Linked DNA regions of Homo sapiens: all the other regions are linked to region 2. A link is a contact called in ENCODE Hi-C or POLR2A ChIA-PET data. All regions are on one chromosome and are shown on one strand. The core of a region is the stretch at or near the end of the contact, and the rest is flanking DNA. Distances in the headings are between cores, read along the strand shown.

Evidence for each region. Hi-C counts contacts between places; a loop is a spot of excess contacts on that map. ChIA-PET counts read pairs that join two places held with the same protein, here RNA polymerase II (POLR2A). Pooled maps may share reads with other maps.
Region 1: a loop to region 2 is called in a map of naive thymus-derived CD4-positive, alpha-beta T cell, with 13 times the contacts of the local background. The contact joins the promoter of ARB2A here to the promoter of CCNH in region 2. A Hi-C loop is called at or near these places in 2 of 168 maps with a recorded cell type or tissue (CD4-positive, alpha-beta T cell and naive thymus-derived CD4-positive, alpha-beta T cell) and 7 of 50 pooled maps.
Region 3: a loop to region 2 is called in a map of CD8-positive, alpha-beta T cell, with 7 times the contacts of the local background. The contact joins the promoter of DHFR here to the promoter of CCNH in region 2. A Hi-C loop is called at or near these places in 2 of 168 maps with a recorded cell type or tissue (CD8-positive, alpha-beta T cell and naive thymus-derived CD4-positive, alpha-beta T cell) and 8 of 50 pooled maps. POLR2A ChIA-PET finds 5 or more read pairs at or near these places in 1 of 52 experiments (activated T-cell).
Region 4: a map of CD8-positive, alpha-beta T cell shows a loop between it and region 2 (17-fold over the local background). The contact joins the promoter of ZFYVE16 here to the promoter of CCNH in region 2. A Hi-C loop is called at or near these places in 2 of 168 maps with a recorded cell type or tissue (CD8-positive, alpha-beta T cell and naive thymus-derived CD4-positive, alpha-beta T cell) and 11 of 50 pooled maps.
Region 5: a map of CD8-positive, alpha-beta T cell shows a loop between it and region 2 (4-fold over the local background). The contact joins the promoter of SSBP2 here to the promoter of CCNH in region 2. A Hi-C loop is called at or near these places in 2 of 168 maps with a recorded cell type or tissue (CD8-positive, alpha-beta T cell and naive thymus-derived CD4-positive, alpha-beta T cell) and 6 of 50 pooled maps. POLR2A ChIA-PET finds 5 or more read pairs at or near these places in 1 of 52 experiments (activated CD4-positive, alpha-beta T cell).
Region 6: a loop to region 2 is called in a map of CD8-positive, alpha-beta T cell, with 17 times the contacts of the local background. The contact joins the promoter of CKMT2-AS1 here to the promoter of CCNH in region 2. A Hi-C loop is called at or near these places in 4 of 168 maps with a recorded cell type or tissue (CD8-positive, alpha-beta T cell, naive thymus-derived CD4-positive, alpha-beta T cell and sigmoid colon) and 12 of 50 pooled maps. POLR2A ChIA-PET finds 5 or more read pairs at or near these places in 1 of 52 experiments (naive thymus-derived CD4-positive, alpha-beta T cell).
Region 7: a loop to region 2 is called in a map of CD8-positive, alpha-beta T cell, with 17 times the contacts of the local background. The contact joins the promoter of ATG10 here to the promoter of CCNH in region 2. A Hi-C loop is called at or near these places in 2 of 168 maps with a recorded cell type or tissue (CD8-positive, alpha-beta T cell and naive thymus-derived CD4-positive, alpha-beta T cell) and 10 of 50 pooled maps.

Annotation. Positions count from the first base shown.
Region 1 is chr5:94,110,403-94,113,333 of GRCh38, forward strand. It overlaps ARB2A (ARB2 cotranscriptional regulator A), which reads right to left and starts at 1,261. Exons shown (of 11, transcript NM_032042.6): 1 at 1,109-1,261. LOC105379087 (a long non-coding RNA gene) reads left to right here and starts at 1,300. Exons shown (of 7, transcript XR_001742441.2): 1 at 1,300-1,337; 2 at 1,923-2,002.
Region 2 is chr5:87,411,561-87,414,675 of GRCh38, forward strand. CCNH (cyclin H) reads right to left here and starts at 1,370. Exons shown (of 9, transcript NM_001239.4): 1 at 1,118-1,370. The coding sequence starts at 1,234. LOC105379066 (a long non-coding RNA gene) reads left to right here and starts at 1,422. Exons shown (of 3, transcript XR_948543.1): 1 at 1,422-1,501. RefSeq lists enhancers at 997-1,126, 1,157-1,326.
Region 3 is chr5:80,653,438-80,656,515 of GRCh38, forward strand. It overlaps DHFR (dihydrofolate reductase), which reads right to left and starts at 1,546. Exons shown (of 6, transcript NM_000791.4): 1 at 967-1,546; 2 at 571-620. The coding sequence starts at 1,052. It overlaps MSH3 (mutS homolog 3), which reads left to right and starts at 1,215. Exons shown (of 24, transcript NM_002439.5): 1 at 1,215-1,527; 2 at 2,974-3,078. The coding sequence starts at 1,291. RefSeq lists a silencer at 1,041-1,650 and an enhancer at 1,068-1,836.
Region 4 is chr5:80,406,697-80,409,609 of GRCh38, forward strand. ZFYVE16 (zinc finger FYVE-type containing 16) reads left to right here and starts at 1,368. Exons shown (of 19, transcript NM_001284236.3): 1 at 1,368-1,457. RefSeq lists an enhancer at 1,330-2,128 and a silencer at 1,849-1,968.
Region 5 is chr5:81,749,807-81,753,072 of GRCh38, forward strand. SSBP2 (single stranded DNA binding protein 2) reads right to left here and starts at 1,291. Exons shown (of 17, transcript NM_001256732.3): 1 at 1,175-1,291. The coding sequence starts at 1,236. RefSeq lists silencers at 153-312, 533-582, 1,023-1,072, 1,243-1,572, 1,843-2,192.
Region 6 is chr5:81,300,110-81,302,999 of GRCh38, forward strand. It overlaps CKMT2-AS1 (CKMT2 antisense RNA 1), which reads right to left and starts at 1,460. Exons shown (of 2, transcript NR_034123.1): 1 at 1,178-1,460. ZCCHC9 (zinc finger CCHC-type containing 9) reads left to right here and starts at 1,478. Exons shown (of 6, transcript NM_001131035.2): 1 at 1,478-1,589. RefSeq lists enhancers at 1,207-1,996, 1,560-1,659, 1,810-1,989, 1,997-2,786.
Region 7 is chr5:81,970,158-81,973,374 of GRCh38, forward strand. ATG10 (autophagy related 10) reads left to right here and starts at 1,866. Exons shown (of 8, transcript NM_031482.5): 1 at 1,866-2,149. RefSeq lists enhancers at 1,399-1,956, 1,957-2,512 and silencers at 1,527-1,856, 2,027-2,266.

The DNA.
Region 1 (2,931 bases), core at 11-2,510, 6.7 Mb after region 2:
CCTCTTGGCCTTGGTACTATTTATTCTACCATATGGAGCAGCCATAGCCTGAAAGCATCCAGAGCATCCTTAACTTTTCAGCGTAGGATTCACTGGTTAAGTGGAAGTAAGGCCTAGTTGAAAATTCTGAAAGAAGCCTGGTACCAGCACTGTCACTGAGGCCTTAACGAAGCAGATCCAAAAATACTCTCTTACTCAGTTTCTACATTCGCTAAATGTATACAGTGTAACCGTCCCTCGCATTGTAGGATAAAGAATACACCTTATCAATGAGATATTTGTTATGCAGTATATGGCATGCGTTAATGCAAACGATGTCATGTACTACATTAAAAAATCGCACTGATATTTTGATAAATATACAATGCACTTGTAGATAAAAACCAGAGAATTTTTCCCTCTACAGCTTTTTTGAGGATTTGGGAGAAATGGACAAATGCAACAACATTGCATGTCATTAAATACAGTATATCCAAACACAACGAGTTTCTTGGCCCAACAGATATAGACCCTGGAGCACTATAAGAATATGTTAAACACCTGGATGAGGGAAAGAGAAGACTGCTTCCAAAACATACTTACTTTATTTCAAAGTCAAAAGTATTCAACACTTAATTCATACTGCATCCCAGAGAAACGTCCCACCCGCGCCCATGCATGTTACAAGTTTTGAGAGCATTTTATAACTGCACTTTAATCCCTCTGCAGTGAATGACTTCTGGTAAAGCGCTGGCAGTTAATAATACTTTTTGTAGAAAAAAAAATTAATACAACAACCACAATACCTCCACTCGCAAGAAAGCGGAGGAGGGCCCATTACTCTGTCTCCAGGGACTCCCAGAATCCCGTACGCCCCGACATAAGGAAAGTCATCCAGGGAACACACACGTCGCTCCCGCCTAGAGAGTGGAAATGGAACATGGGACCTGCCCATCAGCGGAGGCCCAGACACAAGTCAGAGGTGTCCGCAGGGAATGCAGCGTGGTTCCAGACAGCCTCGGTCCCCAGGGCCAGCGACCACCGCCTGAGACCGACCCAGGCCAGCCCCCTCCTGATTTCGACCCGGGCCTGCCCCCGGAGCTCACATCCCCGCAAACGGCAGTCCTACCTGAGCTCTGCCCCCAGCCACAGGGCTGAGGGGGCAGGCGGGAGGAGGCGTGGCCTTCCAGTTCGCCAGTCGAACTCCCTCGTGCGGTTGTTATGACTTTCCCTCTCGGGATCCGCGCCCCGACCAAGTTCGAGTTGCACTTCCGGGGTCTTCAGGAGATTGATACGTCATTACGCACTTGACGGCAGCGGCGGCGACAACCCGGAAACGGGCGGGGCGCGGGCCCTGGGTAGGTTCCTGTGGTATTAGGTGGACTGGAGAAAGAGGCCCGCGTGAATTAAGTGTAGTTCTCTTATGCACTGGCGGACTCTGGTCGCCCTTCCTTGTGAAGGCTGCCTGGGTAGCCGTAGAGGACGAGGCCACTCTAAAGCCTCGTTTTCCCAGCGGAATTTTAACTATTCTAAGGATGTCCTTACAGCCAGTTCCCCACTCCGCTACTCAGAGTGTGTCAGACTTTACCCTGTCCATTCAACTCCAGAAAAACCGGGAGGTCTAGATTCGGAAGATTAAATTTACCTTTGAATTAGGACATGTAAAATAGGAAGTTAATATTAGCATCCTAATGACAAAAGTTTTCTCGTTATCATACTTGACTCAAATGGGAATCTTACGGATATTAATGTTTTTTCCAGAAACAGGTTTGAAAGGTATTTCAAGGATAAATCTGGGGAAAGGGATGGAAGCAACTGATTTTTAATTTTTAGATAGTACTCTCAGAGCATTTATTTAGTCCAAAACTGTTAATTTAATGAATTAGGCTAAACTAGACGCTGGGGTAACAAAGCTGAGTTAGATACCCTCTCCTCTGAGGCAGCTAAAGAGAAGGAAAGTCTGGTGGCTGACAAGTAAACCAACAGTTATGTTCTTCAGAGAGGAGATCTCAGACTCTCTAAGGTATACTTCACTTCCACACTGTTTGTACTTTGCAAATGTACCCTGCCCCCTAAAATGTAAACTCACTGATGGTAGTGACATAATCTTGTCTTTTTAATGTATCCTCAACCATACAACAGTGCCTGTCCACAAAGTAGACAATAAATACTTATTGAATGACTGAATGATCACAGTGGTAAATAATAGATTGGGGAAATCTAGAAAAGTGTATAGGACAAGAAGAAAGTGGTGTAAGTAAGTGGCGGGAGATAAGGAGCAGTAAAAGGTGAGAGAATCCACTGGAGTTAGCCAGAACTGAGTACCTGAATGAATCTCGGGCATTGCAAGACTGTTAGGGCTTCATTTCCGGAAAGAACTCAAATGGTTTGTAGAGTGACACTTTATACTGAAGAGGAAGGCAACAGCCAGATTCTGAAAAGCTTTCTATGTCATGCTGAGTAATTTGATTTTCTGCTGCAGACAATTGGGGAAGCTGAAGGATTGTTGAACAGAGGAGGGAAACATTTTTATTTTGGTGGACTTTTGCAACAGTGACAGATTATATTAAAAAGATAAGGCTCCCAAAAATGTATAATCCCAGTTTAACCATGAGAAAAACATCAGACAAAATACCTGACCAGTACTACTCCAAACAGTTAAAGTCATGAAAAACAAGGAAAGTCTGAGAAACTGTCTGAGCCAAGAGGAGCCTAAAGAGACCAACTTTAATGTTGGATCCTGAAATAGAAATAGAACGTAAGTGAGAAAACTAGTGAAAATTGAATAAAAAAGTAACATTCCATTAAGAGAATATACCAATGTTTACATAAAATATGGAGATTGGTCAAAAGATGAGTGACATGACCTTTCAATATTTCCAGGATAGAGGCCCACTCAAGGGTTAGGGGAATGTACTTTGTTCAGTAGTAAACTATTGAACAAACATATGG
Region 2 (3,115 bases), core at 120-2,619:
GGAATGTCAGCTAGACCTTTGCTTCATTAAAGTATAAACAATCATGACAGGCTGTGTGCACATGCTCACAGTTGTGATATCATTATTTATAAATTAAAAAGTAGACAGACTTTTTAAAATATGATTGGAAAGCTTCCAACATCCGTTTCTCGGTCAGTCATTACGTCACAAGTTGTAAAAAAACAGCAAATGTTTCAATAAATTTCTGTTATTTTAAGCTACCCAGTTTGTGGTGATTTTTTTAAGGCAGCCCTTAGGAAACTAATTCAGGTGCTAAAATCAGTGATATGAAATAGATGTGAATTAAAGGTAGAAAGTAAAGTAACTCAGTATCGGTAATTTGGAGGCACTGAACACTTGCTGGAGTGGAGCTTGCAGGAAAGATTAAACCAGTCCGAGAGCTGTAACAGAAGGAACTTGGCTAGCGGGCCATAGTCCAAACCATCTTCAGTCACTTGGTTTGTACTTGGTCTCTGGTCTCCCTCCCTCATCCAACCCATTCACCACGAGGTTGCTAGAGCGCTGTTTCCAGAACGGAAATCTGATAAGGTTAGCTTCCCATTTTAAATATTTCAAAGGTTCCTCATCCTTTCAGTGGAAATGTTAAACGCCTCACTTCCACTTACAAGTTCCCTTCCTACCCTCCCCAGCCATTCCTGCACAGGTACTCAACTTCGGCCACATACGACCACAAACACGTCCACGCACCATCTCTGTAACTTCTGACCTCCCTCCCACTCTGAACGGTGGTTCTGACTGCCTGGAACTTCCTTTCCCATTTTCTCCGCATTGGCTACTGGGAAAAACCTTCCCCAACATCATCTCTTGACAAGTGAACGGCTCTTGCCACGCACTACCTTAGCACACTACTTACTCTCTTCTTCACTACGTTACAAAGACTGGTTACTTGTCTGCCATTCGACGACGGGGATGGCGTTGTTCGTCTTTGTACCCACGGAACCTGGCAAGGTGCTCGCTTATTTTGATAGAAAAACGCACTCCGCGCCGCAGAGGCAGAGAAACGACGGAGCGAGATTGTCCTGGGAGCCAGAAGAGCTCCCGCAGCTGCTCAGAATTTAGTGACCGGGCAACTGGGCAACCGTTGGGAAAACCTCACCTTCCCGTTGGCCACGGCTTTGCATCTGAATTTGCGGTTGGCGTCAGCCCGCAGTCTTGCCAGCTGCTCCTCGCTGGAGAAGGTCCAGTGCCGCTTCTGACTACTGTTGTGGTACATTATGGAATCGTGACCAGGTCCAGAGGGTCTGCAGACGAGAACCCAAACGCATCAGCGTCCTGGCGTAAAACACCCGTACCCCCACCGAAGATCTCGCGGAAGCCTAGGGCGTCCGGCTAGCCGGCGCTGGCGCGCTGTCGTCACGATTACGCGGCCAGCCCGTACGCAGTTGCATTTCCGGAGCGGACTAGGAACAGACCGTATCCCGGGTTCGTTAGGGCGCCCACTGAGACGTAAGTGGGCGGAGCCTAGAGAACGCTCCTCTCGGTGAGTCTGGGACATAGCTCCGCCCCTTCCAGGCAAGATTTAAAGGAGAAGCGCCCGGCAAGAGTGTTCAAGGGGCATAAACTGAGGGTACGGAGTAGGCAGATGTAAATTCACAGGGGATAATCAGAAATGAGGAAAGGATTTCGTAGGGTGCTCATTTTTAAATAGAGGCCTCACTGAAGTTGACATTTGTGAAAAGGCTTGAAAGAGTTGAAATAGTAGGTTGATCAATCATGTAGGGAGATCACGGGGCCCAGAAAGAATAGGTAAGATCTTCAGGCAGAAGCATTCCTAGCCCTTTTCAGGAAGAGTTTGGAGACCAGTATTCTTGAAGCACTACCAGAAATCTCGGAGAATGGAACATGGCTGAAAAACTTGAAGCAGTGGATGCGTATTGGCCCTTACAGTTCTGCCACTTTTGTTGCCTTGTCTGTTCTTTCTCTGTGCTTTTTTTCCTTACCCTTCTGTTGATAACTAGCCAATCCTCTCCCTCTGTTTTCATCTCTGAAGCCAGGATGTATGGTAGTATTCGTTTTATTGAGATTCCCATTTTCATTGCCTCTAGGGAGCCTTACAGTAAGCTATCATGAAAATTAAGGTATTTACTATTTTTTAAATTAATAGGACTTTCAAAATTGCAGGTGAGGTTCAAAATTTACATGGATTCTGGTTTGTCCCATTTAGGCATACCTTATTCTCTCATGTATTTATTATATATCCAATCCGAAAAATGGATTTCCCTATGGCAAATAGCTTTTCTAAAAAATAAATAAATAAATAAAAAGAAAGAGAAAGATGATGAGACCTAGAGAATTTAGGTCTTGAAAAGCCCACACAGGTAAAAAGAAGAAGTGGCAGGATGACTTTAACTCTGCTTTCTATTAAAATGTTTTTAGGGGCTTAAGAAAGGGAAAGCCTTTTCTTTTTCATTTTTGTTGGGTACAGCTGAGGTTAGAGTTTGCCACAGTTATCTGAATTCCTCAAACTTATGCCATTTGTGGTATATAATTTTGGAGAGCCACACACTCAACATATGTGGCTAACCTGGTCTCATAAATTGGCTAAGAAAAGAGAGAAAAAGAGAAGATCAAAGGGCATGGCAAATTGATTACAATGAATTGTGAACAACCTAAAATGTTGCATGTTGGGGAAAGAATAATTTAAAAGAGAAAAACATAATGGTACAAAAGATAGGAAAATAAGTGATCTAGATAATTAAATGTCTATATAAAGTCTTAGCCTCATGACTGTTATATATATCATATAAATTCTTTTCATTTTGTTTTTCTGAAAGATATTTGACAACTCCTTAGTTTTATGTAAAGGATAATAAAAATAGGCATTTAAAAGAGTTGGCAGACTGTGATTTCCACAGAGATATGAGTAAAATTTCTGAATGTCATTTAGGAAAAATATATGAAAAACCTGGCATTGCTGGTGTAATTTTTTTTAAACCTTGAACAAATTTTAGTCCATGAAAATTGACATTGATCTTATTTTTCAGATGTAGTAGGAATTGGGCTCTGTCTAAATTAACTGTCTGAGGAATACAATTGTTGCTGATGCCCTAACATTAAGGCTCATGTATGGTTTTTCTTACTAAGGTAAGCAGAC
Region 3 (3,078 bases), core at 296-2,795, 6.8 Mb before region 2:
TTTTCCTTGGTTATTCCCTTCCCTCCAACAGTTCAATTCACCTAGATCCCCACGCCTGAAATTATCCTAGATGTCCTAGAGGCGCCTCATCATTACAATGGTACATTATTCTCCACTCCTTTACATGTCACGCCAGCTTTCAAACTGAAAATCTGAGCGTTCATCCCTGGTGCATCACCTTTAAATTCGAGATCTCCAAAATCCAGGGTCATGTAACCTTAAAAAATTTTTACCCTCTCTTCTCCACTGCCCTTGTTCAGGCCTTATCTCTTCCAGCAGCTGTTCCAAAGGCCTACTCTGTTTTCCTTTCGGAGTGCTCACCTCCACCGAAGCCTCCACCCAGCTGCCAATTCTGCCCCATGCCTGATAATTTGCTCGTGCGTTGACATACATAAAATTTCTAAGACAAAAATTTTTTAATAATGGTAAATGAACCTTGGGAACTGCATACAGATCATACAGATCCATAATAAGAGAAAAGGTCCCAGATTAACACGGAAAACTTTCCATTTAACTAACATTTGCACTGGTAAACTTCATCAAGCAAGACCCTACTTAATCCCACATTACCTTCTACTGAAGAGGTTGTGGTCATTCTCTGGAAATATCTGAATTCATTCCTACAAGTTAGAGAAACAGCGTTACTCGAAACATTATCCCTTGGGCTCGAGCTCTAAGGCACCTGACAAACGGAGCGCTGTGGGTAGGGGTGAGGTGTTTTCTCCAGGGCTGGGACTTTGCCCTGGGCGAGGGCGCCGCAGGGCAAAGACCTCACCGGGCAGCAGAATCCGGGCAGAAATCAGCAACTGGGCCTCCCGCGCAGCAGAAAAGGGGAATCCAGTCGGGCCCACCCTTCCTGCCAGCGCAGACCGCAAGTCTGGCCCCATCCTCTCGCCGGGAGTCGGCCACCCCGACCGTGGGCAGCCTGCGCCCGTTTGGGTCCCATCGCCCCGGCCCGGCAGATACCTGAGCGGTGGCCAGGGCAGGTCCCCGTTCTTGCCGATGCCCATGTTCTGGGACACAGCGACGATGCAGTTTAGCGAACCAACCATGACAGCAGCGGGAGGACCTCCGAGCCCGCTCGTTACAGCAGAACGCGCGGTCAAGTTTGGCGCGAAATTGTGGCCGCCCCGCCCCCCTCGTCCCCATTTGTGCAGGCGAGGCCCCGCCCCCCCGCCCCGGCGCACGCAGGGTCGCGGCGTGCTCGCGCCCGCAGACGCCTGGGAACTGCGGCCGCGGGCTCGCGCTCCTCGCCAGGCCCTGCCGCCGGGCTGCCATCCTTGCCCTGCCATGTCTCGCCGGAAGCCTGCGTCGGGCGGCCTCGCTGCCTCCAGCTCAGCCCCTGCGAGGCAAGCGGTTTTGAGCCGATTCTTCCAGTCTACGGGAAGCCTGAAATCCACCTCCTCCTCCACAGGTGCAGCCGACCAGGTGGACCCTGGCGCTGCAGCGGCTGCAGCGGCCGCAGCGGCCGCAGCGCCCCCAGCGCCCCCAGCTCCCGCCTTCCCGCCCCAGCTGCCGCCGCACATAGTAGGTTCTGTCTGGGACTGGGCAGGGCCATCGGGGCTGGGGGGGCGGGGCTTGTGGGTAAGGCGGGCGGAGGCGGGGACCCTCCGCCCGATGATAGGGCTGGAGGAGGAAGGGGCGGGCTGAAGAAGGGGAAGGTGGGAAGAGCCCAGCCGGGGCTACAAATTGGGTGAAGCGCTGAGGTTTTAGTACTTCCGTTTGAGGAGATAGGCAAAGGTTATGCAGGTTTTTAATGGCAGGCCTGAGACAGGAACTCAGGTCTCCTGACTCCCATTCTGATGAGGGGGCTTGTGGGCAAGGGGTGCGTCTTTTAACCTCCATCCTTTTTTTTTTTCCTTGGTGGTCGAAGAGTTTTACTGATTTTTTAAAAAAGTGCTGGATTGGGTGACTAGAAGAAAGCTGCCCTTAGGTCTCCAGTTTTTAAGACTGCAACAGCATGGCTCAATATTTGAAATCACTACGGTTAAAAGCAGTCATATTGTGCAGTTCCCCAGTGAACTCTTTTTGTAGTTTAGATTATAAAGTCTGAAATACAGTTTGGGTGGATAAAGTTTCTTAGGATGGTATAGATGTGACTAATCATGGAGTCCTTCCTGTTGCCATCCTTCAACGCAATAAGTACGTTTGTTTGTTTTTAAACCAGAGATACTGCCACAGGAAAAGCCCAAGGGTGACCCCTCACTTGGGTCACCTGCACAGTATTTTTCAGATTGAGGCTGTGGAAGGGCATTGAAGACTGGTGTTTAGCCACCTACCGTGTTTTAATGTAGGTGGCAGCTTGGGTGCTTCAAAATCTTGTTCCTTTCGTATATATTTCTCCCTTAAAATGATTACTCCTCTTCTGTTTTTTTTGAGGACGAGCTACGTTTTCATGAATTCACCAAAATTTTGCACCCACCATTTAAAGGGTAGCTGGTGAAGGACTTATGTATGCTTTTGGCAAGTTTTCTGCCAAGAAAAAATTCATAATCTTGTCACATCTTTAGTGATGAACATAAACCTTTTAAACAGGAAACACTTAAATTGCAGTGAACATGTCAAAAATGATACTGTTCTTTTATTACCTATCTTTTCCCCTCTGTGCCTTTGCTACATAACTGTTTATTTCTTAGAGGTATTTTATTTAGCATATGTAAGTAGGGTGATTCAAGTTTTATAATTAGAGAAAGCTGAAGGCTCATTGAATCAAGACCGGTAGCAGCCTTGGTTTCAATTAATTCTAAACACGGCTTGAGTTGCTGAGGCTCCTGACTATCAGACTCTACCTTGTCTTTTATGGTGTTAAAAACAGTTCACCCATAGGGTTTTCCAGAGCTAAAAGTAGAGGATTCTTTGAAGAGTGGATGGCAAGGAACCTTGTCATTCAGTTGTAAGGTTTAAATTGCTTCACATACGTCAGGCCTTCTCAGAGTAGAGATAACACATCATTTTCTAACCTTCCCGATATAGGCTACAGAAATTGACAGAAGAAAGAAGAGACCATTGGAAAATGATGGGCCTGTTAAAAAGAAAGTAAAGAAAGTCCAACAAAAGGAAGGAGGAAGTGATCTGGGA
Region 4 (2,913 bases), core at 118-2,617, 7.0 Mb before region 2:
CACACCCAGCTAATTTTTGTATTTTTAGTAGAGACGGAGTTTCACCATGTTGGCCAGATTGGTCTCGAACTCCTGACTTCAGGTGATCCGCCTGCCTCGGCCTCCCAAAGTGCTGGGGTTACAGGCGTGAGCCACTGCGCCCGGCCAATTCTTGCGATTTTTGAAAGATCAGTATGAACTGTGAGCTGTTTAACCTTTGAGGAACTGCTTTTTCCCTGTATCTGTCTGTATCTGATCCCACATGTATGTCTCTTCCCTTGTTTTTATTTTTTATTTTTTTAGAGACACGGTCTGGTTCTGTTGCTCAGGCTGGAATGCAGTGTTGCCATCAGAGCTCACTGCAGCCTTGACCTCCTGGGCTTAAGTGATCCTCCCACTTCAGACTCCCAGCCAGTAGCTGGGACTACAGGCACGCGCCAACACGCCTGGCTAATTTTTTCATTTTCATTTTTAGTAGAGACAGGGTCTTGCTATGTTGCCCAGGCCTGTCTGGAACTCTTGACTTCAAGCGATCCTCCCGCCTCGGCCTCCCAAAGTGCTGGGATGACAGGCGTGAGCCACCGCGCCGGGTCTCATTTAAATTTATAGGAAACTTGTGGTAAAAATAGCAAAACTCAACAAGCAAATATACATCAAGTGAGTGACATTTTATTTCTACATCAGATAAGTCAGCTTTTGCTTTTAGACAGGGAGACAGCTGTTCTACCAGCTGCTTTAAAATAAAAATGCAGAACTAACGCAGCGAAGGGAAGGAAAGTGTGGCTGGGAATGTCCAGTCAGCTGGAGGGGCTTGGAGCTCGGCGTTGGCTGGGAGCATTTTTATTGCTGCCGGGAGGAGGAAGGGGAAGCGGGGGAAGCGGGGGAGGCGGGGGGGCAGCGTGTTGTAAAATCAGTTTGAAGTAAACAAAAAGTTATGTTTTCCGAGGGGCCAGCAGCGCGGAGAGCAGGCCTAGCCCGCTGCCGGGAAGGCGGGTCTGTCCAGTAGAGACCGGAACGCCGCGCAGGCTCAGCAAAGGGCTAAGGCTGGAGCCGGGGAAGCTGCCTCTAGGTTAGCGAAGGGTAAAGGAAGTCAGACACTGACGCGAGTGGCCTCCCGATCCCGCAGTCGAGTGGAGAACCGAGTCCCGACCTAAGGTCGAATCATCAGGCGTCCCCGTCACCCAACAACCCACTCAGGCACTTCCGGTAAGAAATCTAGTGCCCTTGGCTCGGAACCTGCGTCGTAGTGCGCAAGCGCCCCGGGCCTGGAGACGGCCGCGGATGCCGAGGGAGGGGGCGTGTGAGCCGAAGAGGAAAGCGTCCTCTGCGCCTGCGCTCTCTGCGCTGCCCGGTGGGGCGGGGAAAGAAGCCCTGAGCCGGGATCTGGCACTCCCAGGACTCCCGGCCGGGGTAGCTCTTCACTCCTCAGCGCGACGTCGTGTCGAGTTCCCAAAAAGCTCCGCAGGGGCTGTAGGGAGGTAAGAGCCCCCCGTGACCGGTCGTCTCGGCCTCCCCTCAGCCCTGCTGTTCCCACAGGGGGGCGGGGTGACCGCTGGACCCGCCGACCTGGGCGCTGGGTCTGGCCCTCTTCCTCTGGGGACAGAGCCTGGGCCCCGACCGATTCCTTTTCCGAGCCCCCGGAGCTGGCCGGGGAACCCTGGCCCTCCAATCTGATGTCCCCTCCTGGAGCCTGAAGGGCCAGACCGGACTGGACCGGGAGGGCAATCACGGCGGCTGTTTGCCCGGTTCCCCGCTCCCGGGCCGCCGGAGTGTTCGGCGCTCCTGGGGGAGAGACCCCAGCGGACGGAGGGAGAAGCGCCCTGGCGCCGCCGTCCCGCCTGGGGAGGGGCTGCGACTGCGGAGGGGACTGTGGTTCTTCAGGAGTGGCAGAGGCTCGGTCCCCGCAGAGGAGTCTCATCGCCGCCGGTGCTCTCGCACTGTCCATTCCCGCACCCATGCATTTTCTCTTGGTTAGAGACCAGAAGGATGCAGTGGCCGTCTTTCCCGCTGCCTTTCCTTTGGTACTTTTGAGAACTCCAAAAGAGGACCTTATTTTTAACTCTTATTTGTACTATCGTGATTGCAAATATTATGTTCCAGACTAAGGATGTTCTTTCTTATTAGTTTGACTTGTATGAAAACCAGTCCATACATTTGATATTAAGTTAATCTTTTCAATTCAAAAAATAGGCACTTTGTTGATTCAATCAGATTCCTCCATTTATTCACTTGAGCTTGTCGTCTCTTGAGTTGGCGGGAGTTTAATGGTTTAATCCAGTAGAACTATATATAATTTTTCGCCTAATTTCTTCCTTTTTTTCCTCTCCTGGATATTAAACCGCATGCTTAGTGGCAAAAATTGAAAAAATAGAATAAAGAATAAGGAAAAATGATCAATCATAATTCCACCATGTAATAGTAATCAATTACTTATAATATTTTGACTTTTTTCCTTTGAGTCTTTTTTTCCCCTGTGCATTTTCTTGAGATGAGATTTTATATCGTTGGATTGTCTGCTTTCCTTGATTTAAATTACGTTGTAAGCATTTCCCCATGTTTTTAAAAAGCTTCATAAAAATGACTTCTTGATTATACATGAGCAAAGTATCTTTTGAAACAGTTATATTACAGATAAAGCCAAATCCGCATTAATTATCCTCAATCATAATGTTACATGATAGAATAGTGCTACAGTTCATTTAACATTATGATTGGGGATAATTACGCTTAAAAATTATTGAGGACCAATAGAGTTTTTGGTTCCTAATGCTGCAGTATATTTACCATTTTGGAAATTAAAACTCAGAAAATTGAAAATGTTTTATTCATTTAAAAATCACAGACTCATGTATTAAATAATTTTTTAGTGAAAAGTAACCATTTTCTAAAACAAAACTTAGAAGAGGAGCGTGGCATTGTTTCAAATTTTTGCGA
Region 5 (3,266 bases), core at 41-2,540, 5.7 Mb before region 2:
CCCGGGCCGGGAGGGGCTCTGTTCTCGCCAGCCGCCTCTTGGGCTCCCACCGAAGTTAACACCTGTATCTCCCCACAACTGTAACCAAGCGGCTCCTTCCCACCTGAACGCTTCTCCCCTCCCACAAACCCCTTTTCGGACCACTGGCCCTCCCCGCCACAGCTGCCCTCCTCGGGCGCCCCCGGCGGCTCCCACAACTCCCCTCCGCGCGCCCCCGACCACCGCCCCGCCGGGCCCGCCCCTCCCGCCGCTCGGGGGCTGCCAGCCTCACAAAAAGTTCGCCAGCCGCCGCCGCGGAGTTGGGTCCGCTGCGAGAGGCAGAAACGCCAGCCTCCTCCAGCGGATCCCGCTCCTCGCCAACACACTTTAGCTCCCCGGGAACTCGGTCCCTCTCCGACTCCCAAACTTCGGCGGCGTCTCCGGCGCCCACCCGCCCCCGCCCCCGCCCCAGCCCCAGCCCCAGCCCCGCGATGCGCGGGGGACTGCGGGCGCCGCGTCCGTAGCTGGCCCAGGAAAGCCCGGACGCCCAACCCGCACACGCCCTCCGCGCCCCGCGCGCGTCTCCGCGCCCCGCGGGGCCCCGCTCGGCCGCTCCACGCCCGGCTTCCGCCCGCCGCGCGCCCGGCACCGCCGCCCTCGCCTCGCCTCGCCCCGCGCTCGCGGCCCTAAGCCCCAGCGCCCAGGCCCCCGCCGCCGCGCTCCCCGCGCTGCCCGCCCCGACCCCGGCCCCGACCCCGGCCGGCCCGCCAAACACCCACATTCCCACTGCGCGCCTTCCTCCACGCAGCTGCCCCTCCCGCCACCCCCGGCGGCTCCCCAGGTCCCCGGAGCCCCGGACCCCAGCTCTAAAGTTACTTTGGAAGGTGAACCCGCGGGTTATTTCCCTCAATCACCCAAACAAGTTTCCATCCTCGCCACCAGCACCACCGCCGCCCCTCAACACACCCGGTCCCTCCCGCCGACAGCCCCCTGCGGCCGCCCGCCCAGCGCCCGCACCTCCCGGGAAAGCGCAGCTCCCCGCACCACACGCCCCCATCGCGGCACCCCTCCCCCTGCCAGCCCACCCCCGGCGCTCCCCGGGCGGAGAGTGTCTGTGTCTCCCAGAGTGTGCGAGTGCGTGCGTGAGTGTGCGCGCGTGTGAAGGCGGAGGTGGGTGAGAAGCGGAGACACTTACTTCTCCCGGGCCTGGCTGTCGGACGGGACGGCGCTGCTGTTACTCTTGCCTTTGCCGTACATGCTTGTGCCGAGAGCAGCTCCCACTGTCACGCACCTGTCAACCCATCACAGCCTCCCCGGGAACAGCCCCGTCCCCATGGCGACCCACGCAGCCACCCCCACTATTGGCCGCCCCACGCCAAAGCTCCGCCCCCTTCGCCCAGGCAACGCGCGAGACTGACAGGCCTCCCCCTCCCTCTGGCCTTCCGAAGCGCGCGGTGGCGGCTAAGCCTCAGCGGCAGTCTCCTCCCTCCTTCCCTCCCTCCCCGACTCCCTCCCTCCCGCCTTCCCTCTCCGCTCTCCTCCCTCCACCCGCTCTCCTTCCCCCTCCCCCCTCCGAACCCGGGCGCAAGGGGGGAATTAGAAACTGCTCTAGAAGGATTTTAAACAACTGGCTGTTCTCTCCGCCGCCACCCCTCCCCCCGCGCCGCCCGCGCTCAGCTCCTCACTGGAGAGAAGGCGCCGGGAGGAGGAGAAACTGCGGCCTGGAGTCTCCGGCCGGAGCCGGCGGAGCTGGAGCCGTGGCGGCCCCAGACTTCGGGGCGCCCGCCGAGTCCACGACAGAGCCACGGCCTCAGCCGCCCTGGGGCCCCCACCAGCCCCTCTCCCGCTCCTCTCCTATGCGTGACCCCGCGCCGGTACCCACGATTGATTTTTGCGGTCCTCAGCCCTACTCCCTGGGGTGTCGCCCCCGCCCTGTTCCCAGAGGGCCGGCTGGCGAGGGACACCCGCGCGGTTCCCTCGACCTTCTGGCTGAGCGACCGACAGCGACTCGCCTTCTCTCCTGGGGAAAGGCTGCACCTCCGGCCCTCGGCGCCGCTGCGGTGGCGGCGCCCGGGGCCGCGCCCTGCGCCCCAGGGGAGCACCCGGCCTGGGGTCGGCCTCCTCTGTAAGAGGTGAGCGGACCTCCCGAGGAGGCCCGGTGACTCCTGCGGCCGCAGCGGCCCCTGCCCCAACCCCTTCTTGCACGGAGCCCCGCGGCGCCCTGGACACCCCGCCAGATCTGCCGCAGAAGAGGGCCCCAGGCTTCCCCACCCGGCCTGGTTTAACAGTTTGGGTCAGTGATGCCTATTCATCCTGACCCCTGGAGTGGAAAAGGCCAGAAAAGGTCTTGAAAGACTTCCCTGTCCTTGCCCGTTAGAATAGGCCCCAGCGCGCTCCAAGGTGTACAAAGCTGTGCCAGGGCTGAAAGGCTGCCCGAGAATGTTTCTGTATCCAAATCCCTAATCCCATTTCAGTAAACGCGCAAAAGTTTCAGAAACACACACAATCTGGTTCCCAGTAGAACTCTGCATCATTTATCTTATTGAAGTCCTTGACTGTAAAATCAGACGGGTGCAAATGGGGTTAGAAAGAAGATGGGCTTCACACGGGGAAGAAGGGGACAGATGGGGTGGGACAGGGCGACATCTGGAAAGGATGAATAGACAAGAAGTAGCTATGGGAGGAGAGGGAAATCGGATTCGCGTGGAGGAAGGTACCGTTCTATTCCACACACACACAGCTTTAAGCATTTAGTAGGAGGATCATAAAATGCATATGGAGATATACAGATAGATGGAAAGGAAAGAAATGGGTGTGAGCATTGACAGAAGTGATAGGAATAAAACATCAACAGATGATTAAGGAAGGGCAGTTAGCAAAAGTGAGAGGTCGAGAATCAAAAACGCGGTTGGCAACCAGACATAAAGACGGGAAAATGAAGAGGAAGGACTTTCTATACTGGTGTTAATGACAAGGAAAAAAACATGAGGAAAGTGAGGTATAAAAAGATGAGAAGACTAGAAGATACAGGATTAAATGAAGAAGCCATAGAGTGTGATAGCAAAAGATTAAAAGTAATAGAGGACAGACATTATCGTTAAAAAAAAGATATAAGAAAAAAAGCACTTTTATTAAAAGGACAAAAATTAAGCCAATAAAGGAAATGAGGGGGGAAAAGTGGGGGAAAAAAATACACTGGCTTAAGTAGATTAATTTCCAAGAGATGTAATTTGCCATTTCTGACTTAAGAATTCTTCTGTCAGTTTCTAATGACCTACAGTTATTGG
Region 6 (2,890 bases), core at 210-2,709, 6.1 Mb before region 2:
GAGGTGGGCGGATCGCCTAACTCAGGAGTTTGAGACCAACCTGGCCAACATGGCGATATCCCATCACTACTAAAAATACAAAATCTAGCCGGGCGCGGTGGCGGGCGCCTGTAATCTCAGCTACTTGGGCGGCTGAGGCAGAAGAATCGCTTGAACCCGGGACGCAGAGGTTGCAGTGAGCCGAGATCGCGCCATTGCACTCCAGCCTGGGCGACAAGAGCCAAACTCCTTCTCAAAAAACAAAACAAAACAAAACAAAAAAACAAATACGCAGTGAGCACCAAGGATGTACCAGGCAATGAGGATACAATAAACTTACACAATTATTGTGTAATTACAAATGTGAACCGTGTCATAAGAAAGTATAGACTGCCGTGAGCACACAGTAGGGGATTGGTCTAGTATGGGGGTAGGGGGCTGGAAGGCTTTCTTGAGAATAAAATACTTAAAGCCTTGAAGGGTGAGTAGAAAGTAACTGGAAGAAGAAAAGGAGTACCATACAAAGAGACTAGCAAATGTAAAGGCCTGGAGATGGCAAGGTACACACGGCATTTGAGAAATTGAAAAAATGATCCTATGCACGGAGCTCAAAGGAGAGACTGAGCAAGGTGAGGCTAGGGAAGTAGGCAGGGACTTCATAAGGAGTTCGAATTTCATCCTAAAACAATGGGAAGCGAAGGGAGAGTTTAAAGCAGTACAGCAGTACTGCTTTAAATGTAATGATTTACATTTTCAAAAGTTCCGTTCCTACGACACGGAAAATGGATTTCAGGGAGTTGGGGCAGAATGAATCCCCAGACCAGTTGTAGAACTACAGGTACAATATGGGACAAGGGAGGAGGTGCCAACAGAGATAAAAAGAAGTGGACAAATATTCAAAAGGTTAAATGGATTGAGCAAACTGTTGAGAGTAGTGGTCCTGGTAAATTGCATTTTTTCACTAGGCACAGCTGGTGGTGGTATCCATTTGCAAGAAGCTACAGAAAATGAGCCGTTTGGAAATCCAGGGTTTTCCTCTTAAAAAGAGAACTTGTTTGGCTACAAAGTGTTAACATTTTAATTGAATGCTCAACGAGCACTGAAGGGGGGACATGAGGCACTGCCTCTCACCCAAGAGAGCCCCCAAATGTCCTTTTCAGACTTTTATCACAGTGACCCACTCCCACCGCGCCTTTACCTTGCCTCTGCCTGGAATGTCCTTAACTCCCTCTTGCCGGCAATTTCACCAGATTTTTGATTTCTTATCCAGTCTCACGGGAAGCCTTTCCGGCATCTCCCACCCTACCGATCTTCCCGTCTATCTCGCCTGCTACACTGTGAGTTCAGACAGCACGGATTGAACTCTTCATCTTTTCGTGTCGGCGTCCTGCACAGGGCCATCCCATCACTAAGCGCGCCACAAACTCAGCCCAGTATTGACGCCCACGAGTCGCTTGTAAAGACCGTCTGTGACGCCGGAAGTGACGCGCTCTCGGGCACTATGTGCTTCCGGTCTCCAATACCGCAGGAGGGCGGTCTTCCCCGGCTCGCCAACTCGGCTGCTCTGGGGGATTCGTGCGCGGTAAGAAGCTGCGCGGTAGCGCGGTGAGGTGAGGTTCTCAGCCACCAAAGCTGCAGGGTCTCGTCGTTCGTTCCCTCTGGCCTGGCGGAACTTGCGTGGGAAGCTGGGAGGACAGAAGGCTTAGCCGCTGGGTCCCTGAGCTGGCTGGAGCGCGGGCTGTCTAGGGGCGGCGACCTCAGCTGTTGGGCTCCGGCTGCTGGGGGCTGTGCGTCCAGCCGCCCTGGAATCCGCCTGTGGGTGGGCCGCTTGGCTCTCCCACTTCACCCTCTTGATAACCCAGAGCCTCCCCCTTCCCACGTACGTAGGGGAAGGATAATCTACTTCCTTTTGAACAGCTTCGGTCCCCACTATGACAGTCGCATAAACTTCAGCGAAGAGTGCGCTGGTAAAGTGGCATGGAGTTTCTCACACCAATTCATTGGGTCCACCCTTCAGCTTCTGTGGAAGGGGTCTTTCTGTTACTAGGAGCTGAGACTTGGGGGGTTGCCAGGGATGCTGGTCTTAAAAGGTGATAATTTAGGCCGGGCGCGGTGGCTCACGCCTGTAATCCCAGCACTTTGGGAGGTCGAGGCGGGCAGATCTCCTGAGCTCAGGAGTTCGAGACCACCCTGGGCAACATGGTGAAACCCCTTCTCTACTAAAATACAAAAAATTAGCTGGGCGTGGTGGCACGCGCCTGTAATCCCAGCTATTCGGGAGGCTGAGGCCCGAGAATCGCTTGAGCCCTGGCGGCAGAGGTTGCAGTGAGCCAAGATCGCCCACTGCACTCCAGGTTGGGCTACAGAGTGAGACTCCGTCTCAACAACGACCACAACAACAACAAAAAAGGTGGTGGCTTAATACAGCCATGCTCCCCTTAAGAACTGGTATAGTTATGAGAAATGGTTGGGCCGTTTCGTGGTTGTGTGAACATCATAGTGTACTTGCACAAACCTACACAGCTGGGCCGTATGGGATAGCCTGTTACTCCTAGTCTACAGACCTGTACAGTATAACTACTAAATACTGTAGGCAGTTGTAAAAGGATGGTGTGTATCTAAACACAGAAAAGATACTGTAAAAATATAGTGTAAAAGAAAACATGGTACAGCTGAATAGGGCACTTACGCATGGAGCTTGCAGGGCTGTCGGTAGCTATTAAGTGAGTCAGTGAGTGGTATGTGAGTGTGAAGGCCTACGATATTATTTAGGGTATTACTGTACACTACTGTAGACTTTATAAATGCGGTATGCTTAGTCTAAGTTTATTAAAAATAAGGTAATAACCTTAGCTTACTGTGCTTTTTTAACTTTATAAACTTTTAAATTAATTTTAACTCCTTGACCTTT
Region 7 (3,217 bases), core at 616-3,115, 5.4 Mb before region 2:
GCATTAGAGCATACCCTTTTGTCCAATCATATTTCTACATGGCTGTCCATACTTTGTTGGATGTACAAATGAACATTACAATTTCCCCTGTATCTTTGGGTCTTCATTCTGAAGGTTCTCATGTATATATGCTAAATAAACTTGCATGCATTTCCTCCAATTACTCTGTCCTTTGTGAGTAGATTTTTCGGTGAACCTCAGCGATCAGAGAGGAGAGCTACAGGAGCCCTGCTTGAACCTTGAAATGCTATGATGACAGACCGTAGCCTTAAAGCAGTTTATAGTGTTGTAGGGTAAACACATAAACAGGCCAATATCATTCTTTGCCATGAGGGATATGATGAGAGGAAGTACATGGAGGTTAACTGAGTTATTTCTTTTAGTTTCTTTGTTTTTGGCATGTGAATTATGAAACTTTAAAACACCTCCAGTGCAAAAAAAATTTTTTTTAAATTAACATGGTGGTTGGTGCACTGTGTTTCTAAAATATGGAGTACAATGTAAAGCAATGCATTCTTTTTTTAAAAATTTATTGTTATTTTGAAAAATTTTTGTAGAGATGAGGTCTCACTGCCTTGCCCATAGCTGGTCTTGAACTCCTGGGCTAAAGCGATCCTCCTACCTCGGGCTCCCAAAGTGCTGGGATTACAGGCGTGAGCCACTGCGCCCAGCCGCATTCTTGTTTTCATCTGTGAAATACGTTTTTAAGGTAAATACTTAAAGTTGATGGAGACACCTGGTCTACTTAAGCTCTCATTCAGAACACACTGCCTTGTGCTTTTAAAAAAATTAAATGGATAATCTAAATTGGCAGCTACCAATTAATTTATATCCATAGTTGCTAAAAAATGTTAGTGTAAGTTCATTTTTATTAGTCGCATCATTTTGAGTTTTAAACTATTTCACATGCAGTAAAATTTATACCTCTTATGGGTTTTGTCAAACAGTGGTTTAGTCACCAACACAATCACGGTATAGAAGCTCTCAAGCTCCTTTTCAGTCACCCCCTTCCTCCAGCCCTTTGCCCTGGTCGCCACTGATCAGTATTCTCTCCTTTTAAAAACACTTATTATTTGGAAATAATTATAGACACAGGAAATTGCAAAAATACTACAGCACCTAGAGTCCCGTGTACCTATCACCTAGTTTCCTCCAATGGTGACATCTTACACAACTGTAGTACAAGATCAAAAAACTATGTCATGTAGTTTGAAGGCAGGTTTTCCTTTCACTTCTTCGCCTGCATTTTCTCCTTTCATTTCCAACAAATTTAACTCTGTTGTTAGAAGGAGCAGATGCTAGTTTTCTTTCAGATGTCTGCTATTTCAGTTCGATTACCCCTGTTACTCCTACATTTTTTCTAGTCTTTATCCCCATCGTTTCGCCCCAATTTAATTTTGCTGCTAGTTTTTTTTTTTTCTCCTCTGGGATATGTGCCACAGATGGTACTATTGTCAATATTCGAATTCCTAACTTCTCCCTCCATCCGTAAGTTTTCAAGGGGTAGCCGTGCTTGTGCTTAATTGTGGTGTTTACAGGACTTTTTGTAGCGTAAGCATGCTGGCATGGTTCCCCAACCTCTTAGGGGGATGCTAGTAACCCGCTCCCCCGTCAACGAGCCGCCTTTGTGCTCCGCGGAGGGCACCGCCTGCGTTGGGTTGGAGGTGGGGGTTGGCGGGGGAGAGCTGCCCGCCAGGCGAGGGGCGGGGCCTTGGCGGGGGTGGTCGCGGGCGGCGGGGAGGTCTCGCTTCCCTCCTCTCCACCCGCTCCCAGTCCCGGCCTGGGTCTCAGCCCCGCCCTGCCCAGAGCGCGCGGCCGATCACGTCACCGGCCTGCGCTAGGCGGCCCCCACGGCGCGGGAAGGCGCAGTGCGCACGCTCCGACTCGGCCGTGGCGGACCTGACTGAAGGAGGCCGCGGACCTGACTGAAGGAGGCCACGGCCACTTCTGGTTGGCCTCGGGGCGCGCTGGCTCGGCTCTTCCTCCGCCCTCGAGGCCCCCGCAGTCCCATCATTCAGTTCCGTAGGGTCACCGGCGCGGCAGTGGCCTCGCAGGGCGCTGGGTCCCTCTCCCCAGCTCTCCTCCCCCTGGCCCCGTCGCCCCGCCCTCGCCGGGCTGGGCTGCGGGGTCAGGGGCCGAGCGGAGAGGGGTGAGTATTCCCCACAGCCCTTGCCGGTTGTCTCCTCCCGGCTCTGCTTCCCACACGGTCCTTGCCCCACTCCTAGGACAGGGAGGAAGGGCACGCGCGGGTAGGCGGGAAACAGCCCAGTCCTGAACAAAAGGCCGGGGAAGCGGGTCCCCGCCGGTAACTGCAGGCCTGTGCTGGCCGCCGCGAGCGGGGAAGGGCGAGGACACTCCCTCCTCGGGGACCCGGTCCCCGTCGCGCACACGGTGTCACCAGCACACCTGGCCCAGTACCCAAAGCACCCTCGAAGTGGGTAGTAACTACTTTGTGTTTAAAATCCACATACTGATAGCAAATCTTTGGTTGAAACAGTATTAAATTACTGGGGCTTCCAGTGGCTGAGTCCAACTTAATTTGAAGTTTCAGATTAAGTATCAGGAGGAATAACTTGATATTTAGAGCCAACAGGTCTTTCTTTTTTTTTTAAACCTCCCAAAAAACCTATAAAATCAAGAATTGGCGGGGAGGACCGGAGAATGATAAAGGAATAGTTGACTGATTTATAGAAACTTTTAGTGGCGGTAAAAATTACAAAAGTATTGGAAATAAGGCAAAAGGACAGCATGTTTTTTTCAGAGTCAAAATGGAGCCTAACAGGCCCACCTGAAGATGATTTAGATGTCTAGGGGACTATATTTTGTTTGGCATGATGATATTGATTAGGGCCTAGGCTTTGTAGTTAACATCTTTTTCATTAATGGAGATGCAAATTATTTCTGAGTGGGAGAGAAAAAAATACAGTACTCCTAAAGGTTGTAGTTTTAGTGCCTTGTAGGATATTAGCCATTTTTCTTTTCTTTTTTTTGAGACAGAGTCTTGCTCTGTCGCCCAGGCTGGAGTGCAGTGGCACGATCTCGGCTCACTGCAACCTCTGCCTCTCGGGTTAAAGCAATTCTCCTGCCTCAGCCTCCCGAGTTGCTGGGACTACAGGTGCCCGCCACCACGCTCAGCTAATTTTTGTAAGTTTAGTAGAGACGGGGTTTCACCATATTGGCCAGGCTGGTCCGGAACTCCTGATTTTGTGATCCGCCT